2 separate regions of the Homo sapiens genome follow, and region 1 is linked to region 2. The links are chromatin loops, found by intact Hi-C in ENCODE. Cell type or tissue: dorsolateral prefrontal cortex. All regions are shown on one strand. Each heading gives the region's core, and the rest is flanking DNA. Links, peaks and the distances in the headings are about the cores only. Region 1 overlaps NOS2 (nitric oxide synthase 2). Region 2 holds the start of LOC124903956 (a long non-coding RNA gene).

Region 1 (14,970 bases), core at 6,971-14,970, 520 kb after region 2:
TGAATCCAGTTCAAATTCCAAGCTCTGCCATTCATCCTCTGTGGGATCTTAGACAAGCAACTTCACCTCTCTCAGCCTAGGTTTCTTCATCTGTAGAATGGTCATTGCCTGCCCCCCATGGGTGGTTGTGTGGTTCAGTGAGGAGACAGATATCAGAGGTCACACAGTGGCCCCCCTGGGCCCACACCAGGGTCTGTTTGACCTCTGTGTTTTAACAACTTTGAATGTGTTGCCAACATCTAAAAGGTCAGGAGAGTCAGGTATGGTGGTGGAGGTCTGCAGTCCTGGCTACTCAAGAGGCTGAGGCGGGAGAATTGCTTGAGCCCAGGAATTAGAGTTCTGCCTGGGCAACATAGCAAGACCCTGTCTCCAAAAAACTTTGTTTAAATAATAAAATAAAATAAAACAAATAAAACTAAAGAAGGTCAGGAGATACCAATACCACGTGAAAAATGGGAAGATTAGGGTATGCTGGGCCCACATTCCCACAGGGCACCAGCAGCTGGGTGGGAGCTACTATTACCCTTTTGGCATTCGAGGCTGCTCCCTGAGATCAGCGAAGCACACAGTAGGCCCTCAGCAAATCTGGGCTTCTCGCCCTTTGGTCCTCATCTCTGACTTTGGTCCCTCTTTCCCTGACTCCCTCCCCTGTGGGTGAATGGGGAGGGAAGAGCTGGAGGGAGACCGCACCCCTGCACTGCTCACCAGAGCCTGGCTCTTTCCCATCCCATCTTGGCAGGGCCCTAACCCCCTTGCCTCATCCCCCTGCCTGCCTGGTCTCTCCCTCTTGCCCTTGCCTCTGCCTTTCGGCTTCTCCTTGGCTCTATTAATGCTTCTCCTCACTGCCCGGTGCCTTTTGTTTTAACAGAACCCCCGCACAGTCCCTGTTCAGCCTGCCTTCTCCACGGTGCCATTCTCCCAGTCTGTCTGTTTCCCACCCAGGCCCAGGGGGCGCAGACAAAAAGTGAGTTCAACACAGAGGCCCTGGGTGGCCGAGCAGACAGTAGGAAGGACCGAGGGTCTGAGAGGCTGGCCCCAGCCAGCAGGCCACTCAGGGCCTACAGGCCCCATCTTGCCCACTCAAGAGTTCCCTGTCTGTCTGCCGGGCACCCAGAGCTGGGGACCTGGGGGTCTCCCTGAATTCTTCATTCCCCCTTCTTTACGTCTCTCCAAGGCACCAAGAGGCCCGAAGCCACCGACATGGCCCAGGCCTCCGGGATTCCTCACCATGACGACAGGGGTCCAGTTCCCCACCCCCCACACCCAACCACTGTCACAGTGGTTCTTATAAGCACTTAAGTTCTTATAAGTGCTTCTTATAAGCAAATCTGATCACACCCTCTCCCTGCTTAAAAATCTTCACAGCCCCCAGCCCTTCAAATAAAGCCCAAATTCCCCAGCAGGGCATACAAATTCCTCCCAGTCTGACCCCAATCAACCTCGCTGCCTCACCCCTAAACCACAAAGCTCACGCAGCCTCTGCAGCTCACTCAAGGCCCTCTCGGGCCACCATGTTTTTGCATATGCTGTCCCTGGTCCCGGAAGCATCCTCTGCCAGCCTGCCCCCAGCACACGCCTAATTGCCCTTCCATGCTCTGCCTAAATGTCGCTCCTCTGGGAGTCCTCCCCGCCTGGAATATTGTTGGACGCTCCCCCATGACCCCACAGAGTCTGTACGTATCTGTGCCATGCCAGTTCAAAGCACCCCATTGTAACTGTGTTTGCGTTGTCTGTCCCCGTCACTCCACCCCCATCTCCCTATGCCCATGAGGCTTCAGAGGGCCGGGACTGTGCCTTGTTCATTTGCACTCAGTGAATGAATGTGGAATGTGGTTCACACAGCCAGGGAGAATGGGATACCAGCCAGGGCAAGAACAGTCTACTGGGTGGGGCAGGATCCAGGACAAGGAGGTGAGCAGCCCTTCCTCTGGCCACTCCAGTAGTGGGGACTGGGAGGAGGGGCGCTTTGTCTATGCAGTCTTCTTACGGCTCATCACGGTACAGACAGGGCACCTGCCTCCTGCCACGCTGACTTCAGGACTGGTCGAGCCCCAGGGAACATTTGCAGCGCAGCCCAAATTTGGCCCTGGCCCTGGGGAGGATAGAAAGTGTGCTGGATACAGTCAGACAGAACTGGCTGCCACTTTGGATTTGATGCCTTCCACCTGGGCGAGCTTGGGCAAGTTGCTTAATCTTTCTAAGCCTCATTACCTCACCAGGGACACAGGAGCTGAGGCTGCTTCCCTCATTGGAAAGCAGTGAAACCCAGGAATCAGCCCACAGTAGGCCTTCAACAAATACCACTTCTCACCTTAGTGGTAAAATATGGCACTGGAAGTAATGCTCTTGGCTGTGGGAGCTACAGAGAGCAATGAGGTCTCTATCAAACCCAGCCTCCTCTCTCTCAAGAGGAACCAATGGGGATACCCTACCCCCCAACCCCAAAGCCCTGTGCACCTGGGGGTAAAAATCTGGGTGCCACGGGCTCAGGAAGGCTTTCTTGGGAGCAAGAGGGAGGTGGGTGTGTCCGGGGAGGCATTTCTGAGCACAAGAGCCTCCCTGGAGTTTTGCCACCATCTCCTCCCATTCTGTGGTGCCCGCGATAACCACTATTCTGACTCTCCTCACCCCTCCAGCCTCCCGGCGTGTGGCCTGCCAACCCGGCTCCCATTGTAAGTCTCTTGCTTTCTTTTTGGATCGTCCTCATTTTGGCTTTTCTGGGCTCATGGAGGAGGCAGGGCCAGGCATTGGGCCTCTCCCATTGGGAGTGGGGAGGGCACAGGCCAGGCCCTTGACCATCTGCCCGGCCTGGTGAGGTTGGGGGTTGGATGTGGTTGGCTGGCCGTGATGAAACAACCTGAGTTGCCACCCCGTGGGCAGCCACGGAAGACCATGCCCCACATTCACTTCTGTCACCTGCAAAGGGAGGCTAGGCTGAGAGACGTTTCCCCGAGAGGAAAGATGGGCCAGAGCCACCAGCGTCCCCATCTGTCTTCTCCAGGGTTCTAACCTTTGCCCCTCGCTCATCCCCTTGAGAGAAGAGACACCTGGGCCCACCCTCTGTGGGGTCTGTGGGGCCATTGGGCTTGTTACGCCCCCTGGAGGGTGCCTGCCGTGTGGCGCCCTCTGGTGGGAGCTGGTGGTTTTCACACGTGAGAGCCTGGGTGAGACCTGGTTTCTTTCTTCCAGACCCAGACAGTCATCCACACAGTGCAGAGCGCCCCTGGACAGATGTTCTCTGTAAGTCTACAAGTTCTGGTCAGTTCACAGCTGCACAGTGTCCTCCTTCACCAAGAACTAAATTCCCTAGAGCGCTAGAGTTGGGAAGAAAGCGGTTTAGCAAGGAGGATGGGGACACTAGGGGCTGAGTGCTTGGCTCAGGTGACATGTGGCTAAAGCTGTCCTTGGGACAGCAGAGATTCTGGAAGAAGCAGGATTTATCCAGTGGTGGAAGAGGCAAGCCCCCTAGAGACCGGGAGGGAAACTGGTCTGTCTGTCACCAAGTGGGGAGTGCAGTGGCCCCAGCACCCGGATGTGAGGTTCCTGGCCCTGCATCCTGGGTCCCCAGGATGTCACTACCGATCATAGGCTTAAGCTCTTCTCCTGCTGGTGCAAATCAGGCCGGAAGTTTAGCGTTAGTGGGGCTGCCTGCAGAGGGGTTGAGGGACAGGTGACCGTGGTGGAGTCCGGGAACACGGCAGGAAGTTCCAGGAAGGCTAACATGAAAAGGGAGGTGGATGGGGGAGTCCAAGGGCCAAAGGCTCATGAGGTCAGCCTCACAGTGGAGCCCCTCTAGAATGCATGGGTGCGCGTGGGTGAGTGCTCGCGCACACATGCGCTCTCCCATTGAATTTCCTGGTTTCTTTTCAGCAGACTCCCGCCAACCCACCTATGATGTACCCCCACCCCACCTATGTAAGTGATTTCTCAGGGAGGGCGGAGGTTCTGTTTGTGGTGGGCAGGCTGGGGGTGAAGGGCCACTTCGGGGGTATCCACTAGCCTTGCAAAATGAAAAGCGAAGGGCTTTCAAAATGGTAAGCTGAAGGGCTTCAAAGCTTCCCAGCGAATTAGAAGACTGTGGAGAGGAGCTTTCAACCTTAAAACTGTCGTGTCAATACGAGCGCATTGCATGGCTCTCCCTTTTCACCCCACGAGATGAGTCTTTTTGTGTTTGGCCAAAGTTCCTTTCATGACACTAATCTAAGCCCATTAATATGAGGAGCACTGGAAAGTTTTCCTTTGGCTTTTATGGAACCAAGTACAGATATCGTTGGTTTCTTCTTAGCTGACAGCCCAAATTCATGGGACCTGGTACAATCTTCCCTTTTGTGTGGTGGGCTGCCCTGGCTGCCACTGGCTGACCCATGCCTCTCCTTCTGAAAGCCGACGCCTTTTGTCACCATCATTCCGGGAGGGCTGTACCCATCCAAGTCCATCATCCTGTTGGGCACTGTCCTGCCCAGTGCTCAGAGGTAAGCTAAGGGCTCCAGTTGACCTCTGGGAAGAGAGAGCCCTTCAAGGTGATTCCAGCCATTCCCCTGGCTTTGGGCAGGCTGTGGATGACGGGGAGGAAATAAGGCCCAGAACTCAGTGGACAAAGGTCCAGGTGGGCTGCCCACCCCAGGTTCCACATCAACCCGCACTCTGGGAACCACATCGCCTTCCACCTCAATCCCCGTTTTGATGAGAACGCTGTGGTCCACAACACCCAGATCAACAACTCTTAGGGGTCTGATGAGAGGGGCACAGCTGGGGAGAGGTGGGGAGTGGGCAGTGAAGATGAAGCCCCATGCTCAGTCCCCTCCCATCCCCCACGCAGCTCCACCCCAGTCTCAAGCCACCAGCTGTCCACTCCTGGTGGGAGGTGACGTCCTCAGTCCCTCCCCTCTGACCTTTAACCTAACTCTCACCTTGCACCCTGCATCAACCCTTCACCCCCTCCTGGAAAGCCAGCCTGATGGCATCCCACTGGCCTCCACCAACTGACCAGAGTGTTCTCTTCAGGGGACTGGCTCCTTTCCCAGTGTCCTTAAAATAAAGAAATGAAAATGCTTGTTGGCACATTCATGTGGGTTGACCGTGGCTTCTTTAATTCATTTGGAGACATTTTGGAGTCTGTGGAATCGGGCGGCGGTGCTGCTGAGAGGAGTGGGATGGGAAAGCATGGACTCCCTTTGGGCAGGGGGTCCTGACCTCACACCTCCTCCCAGAGGGTCCCTCACAAATCCCACGAGGGTGTTGGAGAAAGCAGGCTGGGGCTCTAGCCTTTTGGGCAGGAGTCTCGGACACAGGAAGGTGGTAATGGGGGACACCAGGAAACAGCCCCATGCCTCCGAGATGGGAGAGGGGCTGGGGCAGAGCCTGTGAGGGCCACAGCAGGGTCAGAGCTGCCTCCTCAGACCTGGCGTCCCAGTGGGAGGAGGTGGCTTGGGGAGGGGGGTCAGGAGAAGCCAACCCGAAGCACCGTCTGGGTGTGTGTTCCATTGTGGGTCTCTCCGGCATTAGGGGTTAGGGCTTGCATAGGAAAAGTGGCTCAGTGTTCATGTGTGGGGTTCTGCCAGCCACTGGGCCACTGCCAGGAAGCCCGACTCTGCATCCAGGTGATGCCAACACATCCTGCTCAGCCCAGTAAGAATCCAGTTCCTCAGGCCCCATAGTAGTCCTCAGAGCAGTGGCACCAGCTGCATCCGGGAGTTTGTTGGAAACGCAGCATCCCGCGCCCCACCCGACCTGCGAGGTCAGAGTCTCTGTTTTCACAGGACCCCAGACGAGGTGCGCACATTAAAGCTGGAAAGCCCTGGTCCGGGAGCGGACTCCTGGCCTTGTTGCTGAGATGCACGGCTGTCGCGCAGGGCATGGAGCTTTCCTGGAGCCTGAGGTTGGCACTGCCCCTTCTCCTGCCCCTGAGATGCTACTGCTAGAAGGGGAAGGTGGCGGGCAAGGGGGTGAAGTCGGCCAGGGCACCCAGGAGGCAGAGGCCAAACCTAAGCTGGGAGCCGTGTGTTGCCAGGACCCCAGTGGCCGCCGCTGAGCTCCTTTTTTGGTTCTGACCAGGAGAAGGAAACGGGGCCCACTCTCCTAAGAAGGCTTCCTTGGCCTGCTCCAAACCCAAGAGGGTCCCCAGTCCCTCAGGCGAGGATGCTGTGGCCCACACTCGCCTCGACACGCTGCCTTCCCAGGGACCACATCCGTACTGGCCAAGGCACAGTCTCGCATGAGACTGGTGGCCCCAGAGCAAAACGCTTTCTAAGACAGTGTCCAAGAAGAAGCTCAAGGCCTTCCTCGAAACACTGGCCTTATGCGACAATCCCACCCTCACCAGACCCCGTTTCAGATACTTTGTGTGGGAGGCAGGCCTGCGCCCCCTGCCCTACCACAGGTCTTTGGACCAGCACGAAGCTCCATCTGCTGCTGGCACACCTGGCAGCCATTTCAGAGGAGCCATGGACTGGCTGGGGTGTCCCTCTGTCGGGGATCTGTCCAGGCTGTGACACCCACCAGCTCCCCACTCTGAGAAGAGCTTTCCCTACAAAACACCCACACACGCATACAGTGTGATTAAAGTAAAATGCAATTCATGTAAATATCTCCATCAAGGAATCATACAGGGAAGACCCAAGTGGCCATGGGGAACAGACTGGGTGTTAGTTTTTTAAATACAGAGGCATAAATAACTGTACACAAGGCAGTTAAATACACAGTGGTGCGATAGCACCTCCTGGTGGTCACTTGAAGTGGTGCACTCAGCAGCAAGTTCCATCTTTCACCCACTTGCCAGGCCTGGCATTTAAGATTTTGTCTCCAAGGGACCAGGGAGGCCCCAGTTTGAGAGAGGAGGCTCCGATCAATCCAGGGTGCTACTTGTTAGGAGGTCAAGTAAAGGGCTTGATGGGGAGCAACGTTGAGGAAATAAGACTTGAGGCTGGGGGATATCACTTTCCTCCATCTCCCCAGGCCCTGTGACCTCAGATAATGCAGAGCTGGCTCCATCCTTAAGTTCTGTGCCGGCAGCTTTAACCCCTCCTGTAGGCCCTCAGAGCGCTGACATCTCCAGGCTGCTGGGCTGCACCGCCACCCTGTCCTTCTTCGCCTCGTAAGGAAATACAGCACCAAAGATATCTTCGTGATAGCGCTTCTGGCTCTTTTAGGTAAAAACAGAGAGCAACGTGTCAAGTCCAGGCTGGGATGAGCCCCTGGGGTTGCCCAGCTTCCCTATCACATGGACCTTCATGAGCCATCTGTCTTCCCAACTGTTATACTTAGATTGTGCTTGAATCTGGTTTAGACCCTAACCCTGCTCAGCACCTGCTCTGGTGCGGGCCCTCTAACCATCTCCAAAGCTTTACTTAGCATACCCATTTCCTGCCCAGCGTTCATCCCCCACCCAAGATACTCCAGGAAGTGTGAGCTCTGAGATAAATATGTTTGGGAAATGCTACGTCCTTTCTTTCCTTCCAGCCTTGAAGGGTCCTGATGAACAGCAGCATACTGAAGGCTCCCAGAAGTCTTGTAGTAAAGCAACGTGTTTGCCTTGCCTTAACTAAGCATGTCCCAGGCTATTCGACCTTGGAATCTTTTTGATGCCAACTGTCTACCGACCCACTGAACACATTTGGGGAAATGCCTGTTATCTCCTCACTGTTCTTCAAACACGCCAGCTTAACTCCCACCCCCGGGGCCTTTGTACCTGCTGCCCCTCCAGAACAGCCCAGAGTGTTTCCTTCAGTATCCACAGGGCTCCTCCTCACCATCTCAGGTTTATTCTCAGATGCCACCTTCCAGCTCTGCCTTCCCTGGCCACCCTATTTAAAATTACACTCCCCAGCGTTCCCTGGGCTGTTTCCTGCTGTTTTTCTCTGAAGCACTACACCTCTTTCTTGTCTGGGTTTGTCAGCCCCAGTAGAATGTAAAGAATTTTTGCCTGATTCATTTACTGCTCTATCCCTAGCACATAGTAGGTGCTCAATAAATGTTCAGTTGAACGTATGAATGTGTCTTAGGGAGAGTATGGAAGTGACAATCACAGGCTTTGGAACCAGAGAGAGGCAGACTGAACTCTAGGCTCTCACATTTACTGCTGTGGTCCCCGTAGGCCCCCTTCCCTCTGTAAAAGGGGGTGCCTCCCTCATAAAGTCCTCGGCAGGACTGAATGAAATGTCACATGAGAATCCTTGGCAAGCAGTATGCCCAGTGTAAGCCCTTGATAAATATCACTATTATCTTCATCAATAAAATGCAAGCCCTTCCTGCTGGGGGGATGAGGGTGAGCAGACACCAGCCTGGGTGTAAATAAGAAGTGTGAGGTTCACACGAGGCTGACGGGGGGCAGCCTTGCTCTCCCCTGTGTTCACAGCCTTGCTTTGGCCACACAGATACTTTCTGAAAGGGGGGTTTGGGGAGAGGCCAGGGAGACTCTCCTGCCCCCATTCTACAGATGGAAAAATGGAACACATTCACCCGACTTCTCAAAGCTGCCAACTGGTCCAGGATGTGCAGTAAGGCCATCTGACAGCCCACCCAGCTCAGATCTCAGCCACTGCTAAGATTCTCTTGGGGTCCAGAACCTTTCTGGGCCTGATTCCCCTGGGTCTACCTGCCACCCCTGGTCCTGGCTCCAACGGCCTGTGCCCTTGGCCGGCACCTTCAGCCCACACACCCACTACTATACCTTGAGCTGAAAGAAATAGTCCTCGACCTGCTCCTCATTCAATTTCAGCTTGGCAGCCACCAGCTGCTTCAGGGTGTGGGCCACGTCCCGGGCCATGCGCACATCCCCGCAAACATAGAGGTGGCCTGGCTCCTTGTGGAGCACACGGAGCACCTCGCTGGCCAGCTGCTGCCGCAGGATGTCCTGAACATAGACCTGAAACCAGAGGAAACAGTGGGTTCAGTCCTCAGCTGCTCAGGACAAGGCTTGCAGGCAGGCCTGCTGGCCTCAAGGAGGCGGGGAGAGGGGCACTAAGGGGTGAGGAGTGAGTCCCCTTCCAGCCAGGACCTTGCAAGGGGCCAGGCTCAGGATGAGGTGCATGGATGCCCCTGGGGCTCGGCTGGGATTAGAGAGATAAATGCTGGACACAGTCCTGCCCTCGAGGGGCTGACCATCCAGTGGGGATCCCAGACTGTCTCTGAATTTGCCATGCTTCAAAAAGGCATCAATGAAGGCAGTCCCCCTGCCCAGGGCTCTGCCTACACCCCAGAAAAGGGAGCCTCTCAATGCAGTCTACCCATTAGGTCTCTGCAGGGTATGGATCCCGGGCTCCCCAGATACAAGGTCCAGGAGTCAGTCAGGGACTCTCTGCTCCTGCTCCACACAGGATGCCCAGTGGCCCCAGCACTGGGCACAGAGCACTGGGCCCAAGAGGTGCCCTGATGGGACAAATGTGTGAAGGCCGAGAGTCTATTCTGACACCCCAGGCTCAGGGGGTAACGCGGCCCTGGGGACAGAAGAGCCCCTCTGATGGCCGTGGTGGAAGCATCGGCCGCCCTCCAGCCTTGCAAGGCTTGAGCGTAGCCAGCCTGGACCACCTCTCCCCGGGCAGTCGCGTGTCCCAGGGGGCCTGCTGGGGACCTTCAGCAGGCTGGGCTCTGGGGTTAACCCGCGTGTGACCTAGGTTAGTCCTGAACCTCTCCAGGTCTGTCGCTTCTGCTGTATGAGAGGGTGTAATGCTCTTCACAGCATCACTCTGATGGTTGTGAATTACCAGCATTTTCGAGCTCAGGAGGTGAAGGCTCGGGGAGGCGAGGGGCCTGTGGGGACCCAGGGCTCACAGTGGAGCTTGTGTGTGTAATGCTTCACCTGCTTTGAGGCTGCATTTACCTTGGGCTTGCCAGGCAGGCGGGAATAGGCTGTGTGCACCGCATGCAGCACCCCCTTCTGGGCCATCTCCAGCATCTCCTCCTGGTAGATGTGGTCCTCATCTGGGCGGCGGCACCCAAACACCAAGGTCATGCGGCCTCCCCGCACTCCTGCAGGAGTCCCGGGCTGTTGTTACCATGTTGGCCACCAGAGGGCGCCAGGGCTCCAAGCCCAACTGGAATTCTCACTTCACTCCCACTAGCTATTTAATAGCATTATCCCCACTTTACAGATGAGGAAACTGAGGCCCAGCGCATTCAGATCACTCATCCATAGTCACAGAACTGAAAGTGCGGATGCAGAATTCCCTCAGCCAATCGGAGATCAAAAGCAGGGACTTTCCTGTTACCTCCACTCCCAGGAGAGGGAGCCCTGGCTACTATGCGGGAGACGGAAAGGCAGCCATTCTAACCCGCAGAGGCCCGCACAGGGAAGCAAACTTGGGAGGCCTTCCCTCGAGAGAGGTCAGGAACCGTTTGTGGGGCTGCAGTTCTGCTCCTAGGCAGGCGCTGGCCCCCTGGTGCCCCTCCCACCTGGGAAGCCTCCAGCCTTACCCTTGTGCTGGGAGTCATGGAGCCGTTGCTGCCAGAAACTGCGGAAGGGCGCGATGCCTGTGCCAGGCCCGATGAGGATGCAAGGATGGGAGGGATCCTCGGGGAGGTGGAAGCCGCTGGCACTGAAGAGGACAGGAGAAGAGGGGGCCAGTCCTCAGACACCCCAGGCCCACGCACACACAGGATGGCTGGGGAGCTGGGCCTGTGGGAGGCGGTCGTGAGGGGGTGGAGAGGACAAGAAGCTCCTATTTGATTTCCCACGTCCTGCAGGCTGCTTCACTTCTGTCCAGGCACCAGCACCTCCCCCAGGTCCTTCTGTAAAAGGGCCAAGCTCACTGGACTCTTGAGACCCACCTGTCATCGCTGTCCCTGCTACAGGCAGCCACACCAGTGTGACCCCAGTGCCTTCTTTATGGGCCAAGGGGCTCCGAGCGTCTCCTAAACCCCAGATCCCTCCCTTTCCTCCCGGAACTCCCAGGGGTCGGCGGCCCCACAGGGGACAGAGTGGAAGGGGTGCTTACTTCCGCACAAAGCAGGGCACTGGGTCTTGGGGCTTCAGGCTGTTGAGCCATGTGCTGCAGACGCCGTGGTGCAGGGGACCCTGGCCATCTGCAACGATACCACAAAGTGACCAACGTCCCCCCACTGCCCATGCGCAAACTGTACCAGCTGCTCCGCCCACACCACGGCCCTCCTTGGACGCCCCCACTCAGGCACTCTCAGGACTCAATGAGCAGCTGTTTGTCCTCCTGGTTCTGAGATCCACCCTCTGTAAGCGCGGAGCTGAGGAACGTTGAAAGGGACTTAGAGAGGCTGCAAGTTGCTCCTTCTGCCCAAGCAGAAACTGAGACGGGGAGAGGAAAAGTGACTTGAAAAAGGTCACTCAGGTCGTGGTGGAATCAGGTGGACAGCTCAGCTTCCCTGACTCCTACTCCAGTGCTCCTTCCAAAGACTTTCTCCGGGAACACTCCCAGCTCACCACTGAGCTCCACTGACAGCAGCATGAAGTGGCCCCTCAGGGTGGCTACTGCTGTGCGTGCTCATGAGCGTGGCCCTTGCTGGTAGCAACCCTGGGTGGTGGATGAGTTCCGCGCATTTCAGCCTGCTCTGGCACCTTGCTTTCCTCCTCAGTGGGCCCTCCTGGGCTTGTAGAAACCCAGGAGGTCTCTCTGGGTTGTGTTCCCTTTACAATGGCCCAGCACTTGAGGAAGGCCTCCAACCAACTGCAGAGGTCCCCCTGGTTTTCCTCGGGATTAAACTTTGATCTCACAGGACACGTCTGCCTCTCCTCTCCTGGTCTGGGTGGCTGTTCTCTAGCAGGGCAAATAGAGTCTCTGCCAAGGTTTTAGAAACTGTGTTTTTGCTTCTTGAGGACAGAGGGCTCGGAAGTGTGGGCAGCTCCCAGCTTTGCCAACCCAGGCAATGCTCAGTTACAGAGGGCAGGGCAGGGGGCAGCGGCCAGTGGTGGAGCCGAGACCACCTGGACGAGATGTTGGCCTCCCGCTCTATGGCAGCGTCACCCCCTGCTCTGCTTCCCTCAGTGACCCTGACCTTTCCTTCTTGGCTTCAGCACAATGAAAATCATCTAATTATTTCTATGCCTATCTCTCCACTGCCGCCTCTAGATGCTCCCTGAGGGCAGGGCTGATCTCTGTTGTATTTCCATACCCACCCCAGTGCCAGGCACCCACTGAATAGCTGAGTGAGTGAATGAATAATCAATGCAGAATCTCCCCTGCGTTCAGGCTGCATGATTGGGAAGACTAAGAACCACTGGCCTCCTACCAAGGGTTGAGTGCTCTTCACATCTGATCTCATTAAATTGTCCCAAGAGTAGTGGGACAGTGGAGTGGTGGAGGACTTGGACTCAGCAGTTAGACTATCCAGGTCTGAATCTCAGCTCTCCACTTACTAACAGTGTGACTTTCTGTGCCACCTGTAAAATGCACACAGTGCCTACCCCACAATGTAACTGATCATATACATACAGAAGGCTTGGTTTAGTGCCTGGTTCCTAGAGATCTCTCCCACACACCTCCTAATACTGTTAACAACTCTGGGCTGTGGGTGTTCCCTCCCTCCTTGAACTGATGAGGGAGCTGAATCTGAGTTGATGAACAGATGTCCAATAATGGGCGGAGCGGGGCTGTTCCAGAGCCTCTGCCCCTGGCTCACCTCGGGTGTGGTAGGTGACCACGGCCACAGTCAGGTGGATCTCTGTGGGCGTGTGATCCCGGGAGGAGCTGATGGAGTAGAACCTGGGCTTCAGAATGGGGAGCTGGGAAAGCAGGAAGCCAGCAGACACCCGCAGGGACGGGAACTCCTCTAGCACCTCCAGGAATGTGGGGCTGTTGGTGAACTTCCACTTGCTGTACTCTGAGGGCTAAAAGCCAAGGGTGATGTCAGTGACTCAGGGCGCCTGTCCCGCTTTGGGGAAAAGACTGTCACAACCCAGTATTCATTCATTCATTCACTCACTCAACAAACAAGTCCATGTGCCAGGCACTGTCCATGGTGCTGAGACGACCAAACTTGAGACAAAATAAGTGCCTGTCCTGGAGGAACTCAGTCCAGTACATTTATCTAACTTGTGTTACCTCCACTGTCGGCAACTCATGGGCAGGGGTCAAATCTTTATTGTAATTTATTTGGGGCAAGGCTTTGGAACCAATCAGACCTGGGTTCAAATCTTGGCTGGGTGTCCTCACTAGCTGTGGAATCTTGTCCCAATTACCCTTTGTGAAACAAGGACAGTATTGCCTGTCTTGTGGGGATGTTATGGGAATTAAATGAGAAAGCATGTGCCAAGTTAGTACATTGCAGCCACAAAATAATGGCGGTGGAGGTAGCTTAAATTGAGATAATTAGCTATAATGATGATGATAATAATGACAACCAGTGCCTTTTGCAAAGACTTGGAACCAGACAGTTGCAGGTGAGTTAACGCATTCTCTCATTAACTTATTAATTCAGCTCTCCATCTGTCACTCTGCCCATTATGCCCATTTATCCATTCATCCACATCATCCATCCCCCAATACATCTTAAGTGACAAGTTTATTCCAGTTTTGGGGAAAGCAAAGACGGATAAGGGCGGCTCCCCTTTCTAGCTAATGTTCAAGGCAGTGCACTCTGGTTGCATCCTGCAGACACTTGGAAAAATTCAGTTCACTCAACACAACTGTGTCCTAGACATGGGCCAGCGGACGATGCCTGGCTTCCCACCAGCCTTTGACAAGTCTCACTTTGGGAACCTGGTGTGGATCCCTCTTGAAAGTTAAAACCAGCTCTGGACTCTGGCTCCCCACATGCTGGGACCCCCCACATACCCCCACTGCCCACCAGCCCTGATCTTCACCTGGCACAGGGCCTCCAGCCTCTGTCTCTCAGGCTCTTCTGTGGCCACCTGGGCCAGCTTTTGGAGCAGCAGCTGGGTTGGGGGTGTGGTGATGTCCAGGAAGTAGGTGAGGGCCTGGCTGAGTGAGCAGGGGGGCAGCCTCTTGTCACTGACCCAGTAGCTGCCTGGATGGGGAAGGAAGGTGTCAGGATGGAAAAGAGGCCCCATTCAGGATTCTCAGCAGGTAGCGAGGCCCCCAGGCAGACACCCTCTATTCTCCAGCTGCAGGGGAAAGGAGGCTCTAAAGACCTGGCTCTAAGAGCAAAAGGCAGGAAGAAGGTGGCGCATGGAGAAAGGACTGCCAGGGAAGGCTGATCACCAGCCCCCAAAGGGGCAGTAAGTTGGCGTGGTCCTGATAAACTAACCACGTCCTTCTCTGGCCCAGACCTGAACTTTAGCAAGACACTCACTGGTGATCTACAGACTCACAATGACTAAATCCACCAAAGACTAATGGATACCTCACAGGCCAGTTGTTCACTTAGAGAGAAGCCCATGACTGCAGTCCCCTGGGTGCTGTACCAAGATGTGCTGGGTGAGCAGATGAGCCCAAAGGGAAGTCCCAGGGAGCAGCATGCAGGGCAGTCACAGCACAGACCCTGGTGCCAGAAGACACGGGTTCAAACCCTGGCTCCCCACTTCTGAGGTGACTGAAGCCTCTGGGCCTTGGCTTCCCTCCCTGTGAAACAGATCTGATAGCACAACCTATCTTGCTGGGTTGGCATGAGCACTGAATGAAATTGTGCCATAATAGTTGGTGCCGTGCCTGGTACACAGATGCTTTGTAAACACTGGGTAAAAATAAGAGCCTGACATTCTCTCCTCTGGAACAGAGTCCTGATGAACCACATCCTTCACCCTACAGTCACAAGGGCAACTGTCTTGTCGTCCCCACGTCTCAGGTTCTCTCACTTTCTCCTGGACAGTGGGGGTCACTGCCAGGCTCTGTTTCTCTGATCCCACTTTCTTTTTTATTTTTTTGAGATGGAGTCTCTGTCACCCAGGCTGGAGTGTAGTGGCGAGATCTCATATCACTGCAACCTCCACCTCCTGGCTTCAAGCGATTCTTGTGCCTCAGCCTCCCGAGTGGCTGGGATTGGGATAACAGGCATGTACCACCATTCCTGTCTAATTATTTTTGTATTTTTAGTAGAGACGGGGTT
Region 2 (15,488 bases), core at 2,707-10,706:
CCATCATAATTATTATTTTAAAAGTTTCCCATGGCACACATTTACCTATGTAACAAACTTGCACATCCTGCACATGTACCCCTGAACTTAAAATAAAAGTCAAAGGAAAAAAAAAGTTTCAAGCAATTCCAGCCTGGATTAAAAAACAAAAAAAAACAGAAAAACTTTATTTTATAATGTGAAATATTTTAGGACAATATAAGTATTTTGATTTCTGGGGGGAAATAGGTCCCCAAATTGAACTCTTAAGTGCCATGGTTTGTGTATATTGCTTATTTCTTTATGTGTTGAACTTCAGATTACGTGTAATAAACAGTCTGTGGTGCAATGCAATTGATTTTCCTGCATTGAAAGTTGAATTAAATGTGCATTACTCTGGGGCTGGTCACCATGGGGGAAGCTTAAAAGGTCTGATGGAAAATATATGAAGACCATTAAGGCTTGCTAGGCCCCATCTCCCTTGGTTAGAAACATGAACACTAGTAGCATCAAATTCATCTCCTTTCAGCTCTGTAATCCAAGAGGGAACAGAGTTCCTCTCTTCCAGCTTCAGGGAAACACTTCAGGGAGAGGCTGATTGGCCTAGCCCGGGTCTCATTCCAAGAAGTGTGTCCAGTGGATGAGGCCAGTTATCAAAAGGGGTGGGGGAAGGATGCTGAGCAGATTAAACAGTAACATCCACCTCCTACATTTTCTGAAATGTTGATACATTCACTCAAGTTGGGGAGTTTCTCCTGCTTCTCCAGGGTGGTCGTCTTTGATTTGCAGCGTCTTTTCCTACGTTTCTCACGTGGGAGGAAGCCCCGTGGGATGGATCTGCTGCCTGGTTCAGCGAGAAGGCTTTGCGGTGCAAGCCTCCTGCGTGCTGGGTCGGCCCGCCCCCGGCTATCGAAGACAGAAGAGGAGAAGGGCTCTGTCAGGGTTCTCCCAGCACTAATTCCAGAAAAATTGGAATAGTAGCCTTTACAGTGTCTCTGTTAGGTTTCCGTTTGCTACGGTAACAGAAATATAGAGGATTTATTGGCTCCCATTGCTTAAAATGTGGGTCGCTGGTGGGGGTGGGGGATGGGATGTGGGGCAATCAGGGCTCCCGCTCTGGTTCTTGGGACTCCCCAGGCTCATCTTTCCCCTGTGCTGGCAGCAAGGTGGCTGCCACAATTCTAGGCCTCACCTGACAACATGCCCAGGAAGACAGCCTCTTCCGGCAGCGATCTCTTCAGCACCAGGGTGTAATGTCCCAGAAGCTGCCAGCAGACTTCTCCTCACATCTCAGTGACTCCAACCCCTTTGTGAACCCATCCCTGTGTCCAGGGAGACGTCATGCGTGAATCCGCTCAGGCCTGGATTCCTGAAACAATCAATGGTTAGGGATAGAAATCCGCTTAGGCCAATTGGACCAATCCCTGGTGCTGGCAATGAGGTCAGTCTTGAAGCACATGGGTTACGTGAGGGAAGGCAGGAATCTGAATGAAAGCTGGGATACTGTAGGGCAGAAGGAAATGGGTGCTGGGTAGGAAACACCTTAACGAGCATCCTCTGCCTCCTTTCCGTGTCTGATCCAAGTCCCTGCCATCCCAAACTCCGTTGGAAATTCCCCCATGAGAATCCGGGAGGGGAGATAAACTAGATGTTCACGCTCACCTTGCCATTTTATGCCCAAACCCTTACAGATCACCCAATTCAGGCCCCTCATCTTACAGATAATGAGGCTCAGAGAGGAAAATGACTGCCCAAGGTCACGCTGTGGCTACAGTTGGCTGTAAAGTCATTCAAACCTTCCCAGTTCCTTTTCTGAGACCCGTCTGTGATGGGTAATTTTATGTGTTAATTTGGCTAGGCCACGATACCCAGATATTTGATCAAACATTATTTTAGATGTTTCTGTGAAGGTATTTTTTCGATGAGATTAGCATTTAAATCAATAGACTTTGAGTAAAGCAGATGACCTTCCACAACGTAGGTGGGCCTCAACCAACCAGTTGAAGGCCTTAATAGGAAAATGATTACCTGCCCAGAAGAAGAGGGAATCCTGTGAGTGGACTGCCTTTGGGCTCAGCTGCACCTCTTCCGTGGGTCTCCAGCCTGCCTGCTGACCCTGCAGATTTTGGACTTTGCCAGCCTTCACAATGGCATGAGCCAATTTTAAAAAGTAAATCCCTCTCCCTGTGCATATACATCCCATTGGTTCTGTTTCTCCAGAGAACTCTGACATCCCTAAAGGCTCAACCTATTATTTATCCTGACTTTGGGCCTACACCTATGTTTAAAAAAGTAATATTCTAAAAGAGTGGCTGCTCAGCAATGGGTATAGGATTATTGAATAACTAGTTTTCAGTTAGTGATGAGCTGGTGGAGTGTATAGAGACTAATGCCAGGGTTCTCACAACTGTAGCAATAATGTAACTGAAGAAAAGAGGCTTACCCTGTTGATGTTCAACATCAGCAAAGATCCTTTTCTCCCTGCTGTAGCTCTTTCTGCTTGAGACAAAGTGTCCATGTTATCGGGATCTGCTATGCGCCATCAGGCTCCCTTTAGTTGCCCTTTGGGCTGCCCACATCCATTTCCCCTTCTCAATAGCCAAAATTCCCTTTGGGGCATTACCCTTCCCCAATGTGGATGGCTAATTGTGGGCAGTGCTCCCACTAGGGATGCTCAAGGGGCCAGACCTGTTTCTCCTGGCTCCCATCCAGCCCGAGTGTGAGCATGTGACTTCAACCCAGCCAATCATGGACTCTCTCCTGGGACTTTAAATCAAGTGACATGAGAATAAGAGGGTGTATTACTCCGTTCTCATGCTGCTATGAGGAAATACCTGAGACTGAGCAATTTGTAAGGGAAACAGGTTTAATTGACTCAGTTCTGCAGGGCTGGGGGGCCTCAGGAAATTTACAATCATGGCAGAAGGGGAAGCAAACATGTCGTTCTTCACATGGCGGCAGCAAGAAGCTCAGAGCAAAGACGGGGGAAGCCCCTTATAAAACCATCAAATCCCGTGAGAACTCACTCACTATCACAAGAACAACATGGAGGTAACCACCCCCATGATTCAAGTACCTCCCACGGGGTCCCTGTGGAGATTCTAGATGAAATTTGGGTGGGGACACAGTCGAACCATATCAGAGGAGAAGGTTGGTGCCATGCATTGCAGAAGAGGCAGGAGAGGCATCAACATTTCTACAGGCTCCTCTGGTTATGAGACTATTTATGGACTTTCTGTGAACTCTGTCCAGCTTCTTGGCCTTCCAGTGTGCTCGTGGTTCTGGCCATTTCCAAGCCTATCAGGCTCCTGTCAATTTTGCAAGCCCCTGTGAGTCTTTGCTTTGATTATCCAGAATTGGCATCTAACCAGCAACCAAGTCCCCCGACTGATACAGACCGTTGAGTACTGTCTCCAGCTCTGCTTTAACTTAGTGATGTCATTTCACTTCCCCAAGCCTCAGCTTCCTCATATGTAAAATTAGGGAATGAGCCTAGATCTGTGTTCTGCAAATATGTTTCAGCCACAGGAAATTTCATGCAAACAAATTTTCCTTATAGGAGCAGATAAATCATAAAACTGGTCGACGCAGTGCTGCTCTGGTTAAAGAGAGTCCTGTCCTCTTGGCACTTTCTCAGTAGTGCCCTGCTGTGACTCCTGCAGGGTTCCATAGAGCACGCTGGACTAGACAATCTCTAATACCATAAAGGGACAGGGGTGTACTCTCTCTCCCTCATGGCAATGAAAAATAGTCTGGGTTGATTTAATTAACTCAGGGAGGCGTCATATCCACAGTTTCTTATTGACAAAAACTTGTTTCTTCTCTTCTTGAAGGAAATGTGCTTAGCAAATGTCTGTGATATGTTTAAACACACACACACACACAACCAATTTAGCTGCCAAGTTTTTTTTTCTTTTCTTTTCTTTTCTTTGAGACAGAGTCTCGCTCTGTTGCCTAGGCTGGAGTGCAGTGGTGCGATCTCGGCTCACTGCAATCTCCACCTCCGAGGTTCAAGTGACTCTTCTGCCTCAGCCTCCCGAGTAGCTGGGATTACAGGCACTCACCACCACGCCCGGCTAATTTTTGTATTTTTAGTAGAGACAGAGTTTCACCATGTTGGCCAGGCTGGTCTCAAAGTCCTGACCTCAGGTGATCTGCCCACCCCAGCTTACCAAAATGCTGGGATTACAGGCATGAGCCACTGCACCCAGACAGCTGCCAAGTTTTAAGAGCACTTTTTATCATGGGGAAGGCACAGCAAAACTACAAAAAGCAAACAACAACAACAAAATCTTGAGTGGGGATGTTTTAAACCATTTAAAGTGTCTCTTTTTAAAATTTTTTATTTTTTAATTAATTAATTAATTTTGAGGCTGTGTATGAGACTGGCTAATTTTTGTATTTTTAGTAGAGGTGGGGTTTTGCCATGTTGCCCAGGCTGGTCTCAAACTCCTGGGCTCAAGGGATCCACCCGCCTCAGCCTCCCAAAGTGCTGGGATTACAGGCATGAGCCACTGTGCCTGGCCCAGACACACTTTTTCTCACAAAAAAAGTGCTGACTTATGCATTTATCATGGAGAAATACTCAATTCTATATCTCAAAGACCCAATAAAATAATCTAAAATGGACAAGACTCTATTCACAAGTGCCTTAAAGAGACACTTTAGACTAGGCACAATGGCTCACATCTGTAATCCCAGCACTTTGGAAAGCTGAGGTGGGTGGATCGCTTGAGCCCAGGAGTTTGAGACCAACCTGGGCAACATGGTGAAACCCATCTCTACAAAAAATACAAAAAAATAGCCAGGTGTGGCGGTGCCTGTGGTCCCAGCTACTTGGGAGGCTGAGGTGGGAGGACTGCTTGAGTCTGGGAGGTTGAGGCCACAGTGAGCCAAGATCACTCCACTGCACTCCAGCCTGGGCAACAGAGTAAAACCCTGTCTGAAATTAAAAAAAAAAAAATCTGCCATAGGCCTGGTGCGGTGGCTCACACACTTATAATCCCAGTGCTTTGGGAGGCTGAGGCAGGAGGCAGCAGGAGGATCACTTGAGATCAGGAGTTCAAGATCAGCTTGAGCAACATAGCAATATTCTGTCTCTACAAGAAATTAAAAGAAAAAAATTAGCTAGACATGGTGGCATGTGCCTATATATAGTTCCAGCTACCCAGGAGGCTGAGGTGGGAGGATCACTTCGAGGCTGGAGTAAGCTGTTATTGCACCACTGCACTCCAGCTTGGGCAATAGAATGAGACCCAGTATCCAAAAAAAGAAAAAAAATCTGGTGTATATTTAATTCCATGAAGAAATCAAACATTATCCCTCCCTTTGGCCTGTAGCACCAGGTACTTTGCTTAGGATTTTCACACACACAATCTCATGTATTCTCAAACAACTTTCTGGAAAAGTATCATTTATGATTCCTGTTTTATTGGTGAGGACACTGAAGCTCAGAGAGATTAAGTCATTTACCTAAGCTCACATAGATAGTAAGCAGCCACTAACTGCATGGCTGCAAAGCTTATGTTCTTTCAAATATAATACTCTACTCCTTTCGTTAACACTATGCATTTGGAGATATTAAAGTGTAGAATAATTTGACTACATAGTTCAGTGGTCTTTCAGCTTTCTCTTCTAGATACAGCCTCAATAGGGAGACCCAAAACTCCCAGCTGAAGAAGCATCAGAGACCTCTGGGTGCCTCCCTTGGGTTCCATGTGTCTCTGCAGGAACACTGGTAGAGTTAGTTCTTGAAAGGAACAGTCCTCTTAACCCTGGGGAGTCTTATTTCCTATGGCCAGTTGAAGTTTCCTCTAGGAAGGCAAGCTCATTTTAACAAACTACAATCAGGAATAAATATTTACAACTAAAAAAAAGGGTTTTGTGAAAATGAATTCTCCGACTCTCTTCTTTGTTACTCTACAGACATCATCAGTCACTGAAGATAATGACGGAGTTATGGGATTAGGGGATATGGGATACGGGATATAAAGGTAACTATGACCTTGCTCAAATAATTCTAATTTTGACTCTTGGTTACCACTTTGTCCTTGTCAGCTGTTCTTATTTCTAAAAATGATGGTACTCTAAAGATAATCCAAAGAGTATTTATTCATTCCAATGAAGTTAATCAACATTTGCATATGTGGTTTACTGGGCAATAAATCATTTCTAGGTACTGGTCCTGAATATGCCACTTCATAAGTAACTGTGTACTCTTGGGTAGGTCACATAAGCCCATTGAATCTTATTTTCTTCATCTCTGAAATGAGAGATTTAGATGAGGCATTCTGTAAACTTTAAGATTCTTATTTTGCTGGTTACTTTCAAGGACCTGGGAGCTATGCAATCCCAAATGTGTCCAGCAGAGGTCAGGAGATGTCACTAAAAGCTCTGAGGGCTACTTTAATCCCAGTTAGCTTTGTAAATAGTTTTATGATAGTCCCTACTCTCTGTGTTACTTACCTGATTTTTTTAAGGTTGGGCAGGCATTTTTCTTGAAAAATTAAAGTAGGGATGCATTGTGTGCTTTAGGCCTCTTTCTCAAATGTAAACCATTTCTCCCCTGGCCAATGCCTAGTGAGCAAAGGTAAATTGCCCAACAGAAGGTGATACGTGGGAACAGTTTAACCTTTGGTAAATGTAAGCAAGTATGGATGCTATGGCAAATTCCATTTCGTCAAAACTTTCTCTTTATGACAAAGGATTTCTAAGCTCTAGCTAGTGATCTAATATTTTGAAAAAATTCATGATCACACCACTGCACCAGCCTGCGTGACAGAGTGAGACTCTGTCTCAAAAAAAAGAAAAGAAACATATTTATCCAGCAAAATTATCGTCATAATATGGGTTTCAATCAATATTTCTCTTTTTCTCTCTCTTCTGGGTTTCATCAGAAAAATTATCTTGGAAATATACCATTGCAGAGATAGAGACTCTTAATAAATATTTAAATATTATAAGCATTGGTTTATTTAGGCAGAAACAGGAGGACTGATTTAAATGTGGGTTGAATCCAAAGAATTGGGAATCACAGGAAGACCCTGCAGCAAGGTCAAGCCCGTCACAAAGAGCTGTTTAAAGAAAATGTAGTAGAGACAGTCTGGAAGTTAAAGTTGACTCTGGGTAAGACCCCCATTTAAACCTTGGTCAAGTTATTTGGTAAAGTTTCTTAACTTTCCTGGAGATAAACTCCCCCATTTCCTTATCTATATAGTGAAGACAGTGGTAAAACCTCATAAGATTTGTGTGGGGATTAAATGAGCTAATACACATATATAAAGAGTTTAGGAAAACACTCGCCACACATTAAATGAGCAATAAGTGAGAGCTATTGCTGTCATACATTTTATTAGAGAGGAGTGTTTTTAGAAAAAGCAAATGGGGAACAAAATCACTATGTCTTTTTCTAAATCTCTTTCATGACTATCTCAGACTAGGTTTGATGATTCTGTAGTGTGTTTCAGCCACTGGAGCTGAGAGACCCCGGCCCGGCCACCTGGCCATGCAGACTTGACTGGCACCATCATTCCCAGCTCACAGCAGCAGCAGAGGCAGCTGGATGCCCATTCCTGCCAGCCAATCCTTATCCGACTGCCGGCCCGTCAGCCAGAGTCAGAGGCTGCCTTCCCCATGGAGCAGGGACTGTCGGTGGCCTTCCCCCTCTCTCAGCCCCACGTGGAGCCTAGGCTGGTGCTGAGTTGCCTGCTCCCTGCTTGGAGGTCAACTTCCATCCAGTGCTTCATCTTTGGCCTCTGAGGCTTTTCTGTTTTTCAGCACTCAGGCCAGGTGAGGGTGGCTCATGCCTGTAATTTCAGCACTTTGGGAGGCTGAGGCTGGTGGATCACTTGAGCCCAGGAGTTCAAGACCAGCCTGGGAAACATGGCAAAACCCCGTCTCTACAAACAATAAAAAAATTAGCTCAGTGTGGTGGCACACACCTGTAGTCCCAGCTACTTGGGAGGCTGAGATGGGAGGATTTTGGGAGCCCAGGGAGGTCGAGGTTGCAGTGAGCTGAGATCGCACCACTGCACTCCAGCCTGAGCAATAGAGTGAAACTGCCTTAAAAAAGAAAGAAAGAAAGAAAGAAAGAAAGAAAGAAAGAAAGAAAGAAAGAAAAGAAAAGAAAAAAAGAAAATTAGCACGTGGTTTACTCATTGTCATTACTTCTTCCCCTGCTCTGGCAGGCGCCTCTAGGACAGGTCTGCACTGATCTCTCCCACCATCGCTAACCCACGGTAGGATGGACTGGGCTCTGAGAAAGCTGGGAACAGTGGGCCAAGCAGGGCAGGGAGGGCTATGTGCTTCCTGCAGGAGAGAGAGCTGGGTCGTGCTGCGCTCTGATGATGAGGGGTGTGAGCTGGGTGGCAGGAGGCATGGGCCAGGTGGGATGGCTCCCTCGAAGGTTGGAGAAGGGTTGGCAGGGGGGCAAATGAACAGAACATTCCAGATCAGCTGTGGCACCCATCACCCACCATGGGCTGTCCAGCAGGGTGGGGGCCAGAGCAGGATTGCTACAGCCTGCTCACATCCTTGAGACCTTTCTGAAGACCCAGGCCAGTCGTCGAGGGACCTCCCAATCACTCACGTTCAAAACCAAAGATTAAAAGGGAGATGGCTGTCTCCTTACACCGACCATAGCTCCAAACTTTCTGAAAAAGGCTTAAACTCTTAAGGTTTGTGCTTACTCAAATGGAAAGAAAATGGGAGGAAGTGTCAATTCAAAGAGAAACTTTCTGCTTCCTTCTAAAGATGACTGCAGCCTAATTCTGGCTCTGACACTGTCTTGCTCAGATCCAGCCAAGCTCCTGGCTCCTCCAGGCCTTGCTTTTGGTGCCTGTAAGGCAGCTCTGGAGTAATGGGGGCAAGCCCCACCTGTGAGGAGTGGGGGAAGGCGTGAGTGTGATTTGTGATTGCTGATACTTGATGCCCACATACCTCACTCTCAACATGTGTTACTATCAGTGTAATTTAAGATATTTTTATAAAACCAAAAAAAAAAATCTAGTGTCTTACCTTGTTGGAAATCCCCTTTGGGAAAGTGCTAATACTAACTATTGAACATGTATCCATTGCATTTATAATTATCCTGATAATAACTGCCATTTATTTAGAAAAAGTATATAGAAAGCCATGGTGCAGTAACACCATTCTTCCCATTTTACAGACAGGGACACTGAGCCTTAGGGAGATGAAGCAATTCTGCCTAAATGCAGGCCGCTAGGCATGCATGAGCTCAGAGCTGGCACTCTTAAACCCTTCTGCGTGTCTCCATGCACAGTGAGTTCCTGCTCGGCCCACCCTCAGGGCTCTGCGGACAGGCCTGCCTCAGGACCTTTGCAGGTGCTGCTTTCTCCCTCTGGGATTCCTCTCCCCTCCCTCCCGCCCCCTGCCCTTCCTTCAGACTTCTGCCCCATGCCCGCTATTACTGAGCCTCTCCCTCCCATATGAACGGGTCCACCTCTTCGCCCTTTCCCTTTCTTGTTTGTCTTCCTCCCTTCCTCGTTTGATCATTCTCTGTCTGCTTCCCCCACTAGAATAAAGACCTGTGGGGTCTTTGTTTTGTGCATGGCTGTATCTTTAGGATCTAGGAGAAGGTGCTCCCTCACTATTAATTCAACAAACCAGTGAATGAATGAGTGGCCGCCAGGATTAGCGGGGCTGGTGGGCAGAGCAGAAGCAGTCTGGATGCCGAGATTTGAGGGAAAGCTCCCTCCAAGCCCTCAGGACTCACTGTAGGGTTAACTCACTGTAGGGTTAACAGGGCCCAGCTCTGGCAGAGCACAGTTCAACAGCCAGGAATGAGCTCAGCTCCCGTCCCCACTCCCCCCTTCATCAGAAGACTGAGCAGCTTTTTCCCTCTGCCAGGCTTCCAGCAATACCTCCCCTTGGGGTCTTTTCTGCTTATTCTCCCTTGGGAGGTACTGTGGGAGTCCAGGGATTGGGGTGGGGTGCAAGCGTGAGGGTCTCTGGGGAAGGGAGACTGTAAACACTTCCATTTTAGCACTGAAATCCCTGAAGTCTCTTCCCTCTGGCTGGTTGGTTCAGCCAGAATAAACTTTCTTTTGGGGTGAGCAGCTTGGCTGGCTTTTCAAGACTCAGTTCAGACATCTTTGCCGCCCGTCTTCCAGGTTAGTGCCCTCTTTGCTGTCCTCAGGATGGTCTCAGCCCTCTCTCTGCTTCTCACAGCAGCGTTGCCTCTGTCTGCTTCTCAGAGAACACTCACGGTCTGGGGTCGTGCCTTTCTTCCTCTGGGCCCCAGGCCCAGAATGGCAGGGGCTCAAATCAATGTTTGTTGAGTAAATGAAGTGGGATGGGGAGGCGACCGATGTTACCATCTGAGAGCCAGCACTGTGCATCATCAATGTTTGCATGCCTTCTCCAGCTACAAGTGCCAGGGTCAGCCGCGAATCCAGAGGGGACCACATTTTATGTAGGCCATAGGACTGACTCAAGACAAATAATGCTTTGCCCTGCAAAATCAGTGCTGTTGGGCCAGGAGTGGTGGCTCACACCTGTAATCCCAACACTTTTGGAGGACGAGATGGGTGGAACACCTGAGGTCAGGAGTCAGAGACCAGCCTGGCCAACATGGTGAAGCTCCATCTCTAACTATAAATACAAAAAAAAATTAGCTGGGCGTGGTGGTGTGTGCCTGTAATCCCAGCTACTAAGGGGGGCTGAGGCAGGAGAATTGCTTGAACCTGGGAGGCAGAGGTTGCAGTGAGCCAAGATCGCACCACTGCACTCCAGCCTGGGCAACGAGACCCCGTCTCAGAAAAAAAGGAAAAAAAAGAAAAGAAAAACCAGTGTTGCTGGTAGCAGGCTGCCCCACGGTTAGTCCCTATCCAGCTCAGAGAATGAAGACACCAGCATCAGGGGCATCTCCCTCACTCCTCCCTTCCCTCAAGCTCCAACAGCTTCTTGCATGCATCCTCCCACTGACTGCAGAGTGGAGGGTGGGGAGTGGGGGCAGTTCTCATTTACAGGGGGAAAGAAATCCTGGGTGGGGGTGAGAAAGGGGAAGAGCAGTAGGGGAAGCCCTGAGGGTTGGGTGAGCACCCCTGGAAGCCCAGAAACCTCATTACCTTCCATTCTGACTCATCTGTCTTCTAATTCTTTCTAGCTTCTTGGCAAGGACAGAGGACCCTGCTGAGAGGGCTTCAGGAATGGCCAAAGACTGAGACGGTGCAGCCTCAGCCACGCCCAGAAAGAACTTGGATAAGTCTGTCTTGCTGTTTTTCCAGTTTTTGTTTGCACCTCACAGGAAGAACTGGTCCGCCTTCATTCCTAGCCCCACCAAACTGACAGGTTAGACTGACTCAGGGACCATCCCCTTTGTCAGGCAGTTCCCTCACTTGCTGGACTGACCGTGGTTCTGCAGTGTGGTTGGGGCCCCTGCATAACACTTTAGCCAACAACTACATTAGAGAACTCTTTGTCTAGACTAAAGCCACATTTCCCAAAGTCGTCAGATTAAAGACATCACCTGGAAGTTCTGATTGGGTCGGTCTGGGGATGCCCTGAAATCGACTTCTGAAGCGCGCCAGATGATTTATAAAATAGCTCAGTAAAAACCAAGCTCAGCCGGGCACAGTGGCTCACGCCTGTAATCCCAGCACTTTCAGGGGCCAAGGTGGCTGGGTCACTTAGGCCCAGGAGTTCAAGACCAGCCTGACCAACATGGTGAAACCCCGTCTCTACTAAAAATACAAAAATTAGCCAGACATGGTGGCACATGCCTGTAATCCCAGCTACTCAGGAGGCTGAGGCAGGAGAATCAGTTGAACCTGTGAGGCAGAGGTTGCAGTGAACTGAGACCGTGCCATTGCACTCCAGCCTGGGCAACAAGAGCAAAATTCTATCTCAATAAATAAATAAATAAATAAATAAATAAATAAATAAATAAATATACCAACCTCATAGAAAGTGATAGAAAATGTGAAAAAAACAAACAAACCTCATTAGCGCCTGGCCCCTTCCCACCTGTCAAGCCTAATTCCCTGCACATGCGCCCTGAGCTTCCTCCTGCAGTTCGCTCTGCCTGGAAGGTCCTTTCTCTCCTTTGCCTGTCTGGGGAGCTCTGAGTCTGAGTTTTTAGCCTGGGAAGGCTTTCTCCATTACATTCTTGAGGCCTCTCACAGAGTTAGGAGAGTCCTCTGCTCCCATAGCTCTGTGGGTATTTCCCATCTGGAGCCTGCAGCAAGCTGGAATGAGAGGTAGTAGTAAGAAACCAGCCCTCTTTATGAGTAAACGTGTATTTGGTAACTGATACAGCTGAAGAGCTGGTCAAGTCTTGCTTTCCTCGGAACAATGCTGCTGATTTGTACAGTTGATCACTCTCACCAGCCCCAGATTATTTCAATGGCTCCACATTGTGCCTGGGATTGAGTCCAAGATTCAAGTGCCTAGCATGCTGCAAGAGCCCTAAATGACCTATGGGTTCCTCCAGCCTCATCTCCACCCATCCCACCCCTACCCACCTTGCATTTCCTCACAAGGGCCACACTCTCGCACCTCCCACCTTCATTCATGATGTTCCCCCTGCTTGGAATACTTTCTTCTCATGTCCTACCCTGCTTCATCTGACTCCTACTCATCTGTCAGAAGTCACCTGCTCTGGGAAGCCTTCCCAGGTTAATGAGAGGTGAGTCAACTTCCCCCAGCAAGATGGAGAAATCAGGATGCCCCTAAATAGGGGGTTGGATAAATCCAGGATTCTACCTCCACAAAATGAAATAAAAATAGAGATGTGAATTTTCTTATTTCTGTATTAGGCAGTTTTTAAAATACTGTTGTGTTCATGGCAATATATTCAAGAATGTAAAGTGAAGAGTAAGTCCCTCCTCCTGGTTTCAGTCTTCCCTGAGGCACTCACTGTTGTCAGTTTCTTGGGTGGGTCTTACAGACATGTTCTACCCCTAAACGGGTATACACGTATGTCAAGGTGAGAGAGGGGTAAAGATGGGGGATACAAAATGTATTTAAGTCATGGACCCTGCACCTGAGAAACTCACAACTTCTTGGGAAGGTTAAGTCAGCCCTACTCCATGAGTTAGAGTATTAAATGGCATGTGGGAACCTGAATGAGGTCACTCACTCAAGGCCACTCACAGCCACTCAGAGCCAGGATTCAAGCCCCAAAGAGATTGAATGGGCTTGTTCTATAAACCACCCACCTGCCATAAGTAAAAGGGACACCTTTCATAAGTGGTATCAAGACAGAATTCCTAACCCCCAGTCCCCAGGTATAGTTCGAATGCACATTATTGTAATCCCTCTATTGCAAAGTCCTGGTTCTTGGACTTTTAAAGCTGGGACATAGCTGAGTCTGGGGCTGGAAACCAGGACTGGCAGGTGCAATAAAAGTAATAGTCCATCAAGCTTTGTTGCTTGAACTATGGTTACCATAAGTAATTACAGGAAAAATAAACAAAAACACTCCATGAAGCTGAAGTAGTAAAATGAGACTCCAGCTTCGAGAACAGACACGGTATTAAAATTGGGGCATCTTTGGGTCTGGCATCTCCACCCAGGCCATTTGACATGTGAGAAAATCTCGAGAGGTGAAGTGACTTGCCTGAGGTCACTGGGTTGATTTTGACAAAATGAAGATCAATATGCCTGTTTCCTATTCTGAGTTAGTCACTGTCCACAGCACCGCCTTCCCCACCACCAAGGGGAAGAGAGGCTGCAGGACAAGGTGAGCGCACCCATGTCCTTCCTGAGATGAGGCCTGTGCACTCTTGAAGTATTCTCTGACTTCAAGGGAGAACCAGTGGGAACGTCAGGCTTGGAAGACCAAGTCAGGGACTCAATTACGGCCTCACTGTCATTGTTTCTAGCTACAAACTATAAACACCGACTGCCTGAATGGAGAAGAAAATGTATCAGAAGGTAAACAGGCAGCTCACAGAACCACCACAAGACCCTAAAACTAGGTTTAAAGCTGCACAGTCAGGGACAACACCCCCCGACGGAACCCAAACCCTATGTGCCGAGAAACCTCGATGTGTCCCCAGCCGGCTCAGCGGCCCCTGCTGTGCCAGGAATTCAGATGTGCTGCACTGCCGACCATCCACAGTGGACATTCTCGGGAGTCCTGGCCTCCCTCAGAACCCCCACGCTCCCCTAAGGTCTGGCACAGGCCCCTCTGGTTGGCCAGCCCTCGTCACATGCGCTGGCTGTAGTTGCAAAAGGGAGGCTGAGAAAGGGGAAACGGAACATTTCCGTTTCTCTAGTAGAAGGTGAGGACCTCCTCCCGATCCAATCATAAAGTAGGAGTCCCCCAAACATGAGAAAGGAGTTCAAATGCCCAGTGGCTCCAAAAAGAAGATAAATGTCCTCCACCTGTTGGAAGTGGGGCATAAAGAAGATGGATGAGTCCTAGAGGAGGAAGGGAGAGGAGACCCTCCACAGAGCAGGGGCAGCTGAGTCTGTTAAGTGAAATTTGACTTAGTGGTGCAGGAACATGACGCATGAGGCATAACTCCACTATCCCAATAGCACAGGGCTAGGGTTGCCAGATGAAAGTCACATGCTTGGGGAATTGCAACACAGGAAGAGAAATTGAGCAATGAAGAGAAATTGAGAAATGAAGTCTCCGTACATTAAAGAGGAAGGGAAGGCTAATCTCTTCCTACCCTGGTTAAGAAAGAATTTGAATGGAGAAGAGGAGGAAAGGAGGCTGATTTGCATTAAGCACCTACTATTTTTGAGCACCAGGCCCTGAAATGTGGCTGGCGTGATCTCCTTTAATGTGGAGAAACAGAAACAGTACAATCTTGATAATTTGGGGATTTGGGAAAAGACTCCTTTCCCGTATGTTTCTTCCGTTAGTGTTACAGCCTCCTGGCCTCTCCCCTTCCTGCAAGCCCCTCCTGGAAAGAGGAGGTGATTGTGAGCTGCAGAGGGCAGTGTAAGCCTGGCTCTGCCTGCCTCCTGCTTTCCCTTGGGTGGGGCCTCCCATCGGCAGCTGGCGAGCACAGCTGTCATGCAGCCAGCCCTGCAGTGAGGCCCGCATGTCTGAGTCCTGCCTATGACCAGGCAGGTGGGTCTAATTCTGGGTATGACATTAGGATGTTGGTTGTTGCCTGGTTCATCTAAGCCACACCCTCAATCCGGGCCTTTATCAGCAATGAGGGTGATACTGCAATCCATACCTATCTTACTCCTTTATGTCTCAATAGTTTAGAACTCACACTGAGGAAAAGGGATGCTCCTTACCAATCCCCCTTCTCAAATCTCACCAGTAATTTCTGATAGGATTAGCACAGCATTTGACAAATATTAAAGGATTCAATTTTTAATCATCCTAGGAAGCAGGGCTCTTAACTTGAGATTTGGGGATGGACTTCAGAGCATGGGACATTCATTTATTCATTATTTTTCTTTTCTTTTCTTTTCTTTTTTGAGACAGGGTCTTGCTCTGTTGCCCAGTCTGGAGTGCAGCAATGCAATGACAGCTCACTGCAGTGTTGACCTCTTGGGCTAAATTGATCCTCCCACCT

The links. A loop is a pair of places that touch in the nucleus more often than their neighbours do. Peaks named below come from ENCODE experiments on the same cell type or tissue, not always from the same donor. Only the 100,000 strongest peaks of a DNase experiment are listed, where the experiment ranks them.
Region 1: a loop joins it to region 2, with 5 times the contacts of the local background. A loop is called at or near these places in 10 of 110 quality-filtered maps.

Annotation. Positions count from the first base shown.
Region 1 is chr17:27,750,213-27,765,182 of GRCh38, forward strand. It overlaps NOS2 (nitric oxide synthase 2), which reads right to left. Exons shown (of 27, transcript NM_000625.4): 21 at 13,769-13,932; 22 at 12,586-12,793; 23 at 10,932-11,019; 24 at 10,411-10,532; 25 at 9,818-9,966; 26 at 8,669-8,863; 27 at 6,554-7,141. The coding sequence ends at 7,034. It also overlaps the pseudogene LGALS9DP. Among named protein-coding and RNA genes, the nearest start is that of NOS2, 43 kb to the right of the region's middle. RefSeq lists an enhancer at 5,704-6,204. In dorsolateral prefrontal cortex, for the core only: CTCF peaks have their summits at 10,000 (motif pointing right) and 10,199 (motif pointing right); a DNase peak (open chromatin) is centred at 9,999.
Region 2 is chr17:27,230,547-27,246,034 of GRCh38, forward strand. It overlaps LOC124903956 (a long non-coding RNA gene), which reads right to left and starts at 11,163. Exons shown (of 2, transcript XR_007065676.1): 1 at 11,067-11,163; 2 at 7,313-7,877. LOC105371704 (a long non-coding RNA gene) reads right to left here and starts at 1,252. Exons shown (of 3, transcript XR_934632.2): 1 at 1,172-1,252; 2 at 683-885. RefSeq lists an enhancer at 8,225-8,324. In dorsolateral prefrontal cortex, for the core only: CTCF peaks have their summits at 6,357 (motif pointing right) and 6,568; a DNase peak (open chromatin) is centred at 6,335; H3K27ac peaks cover 1,549 bases.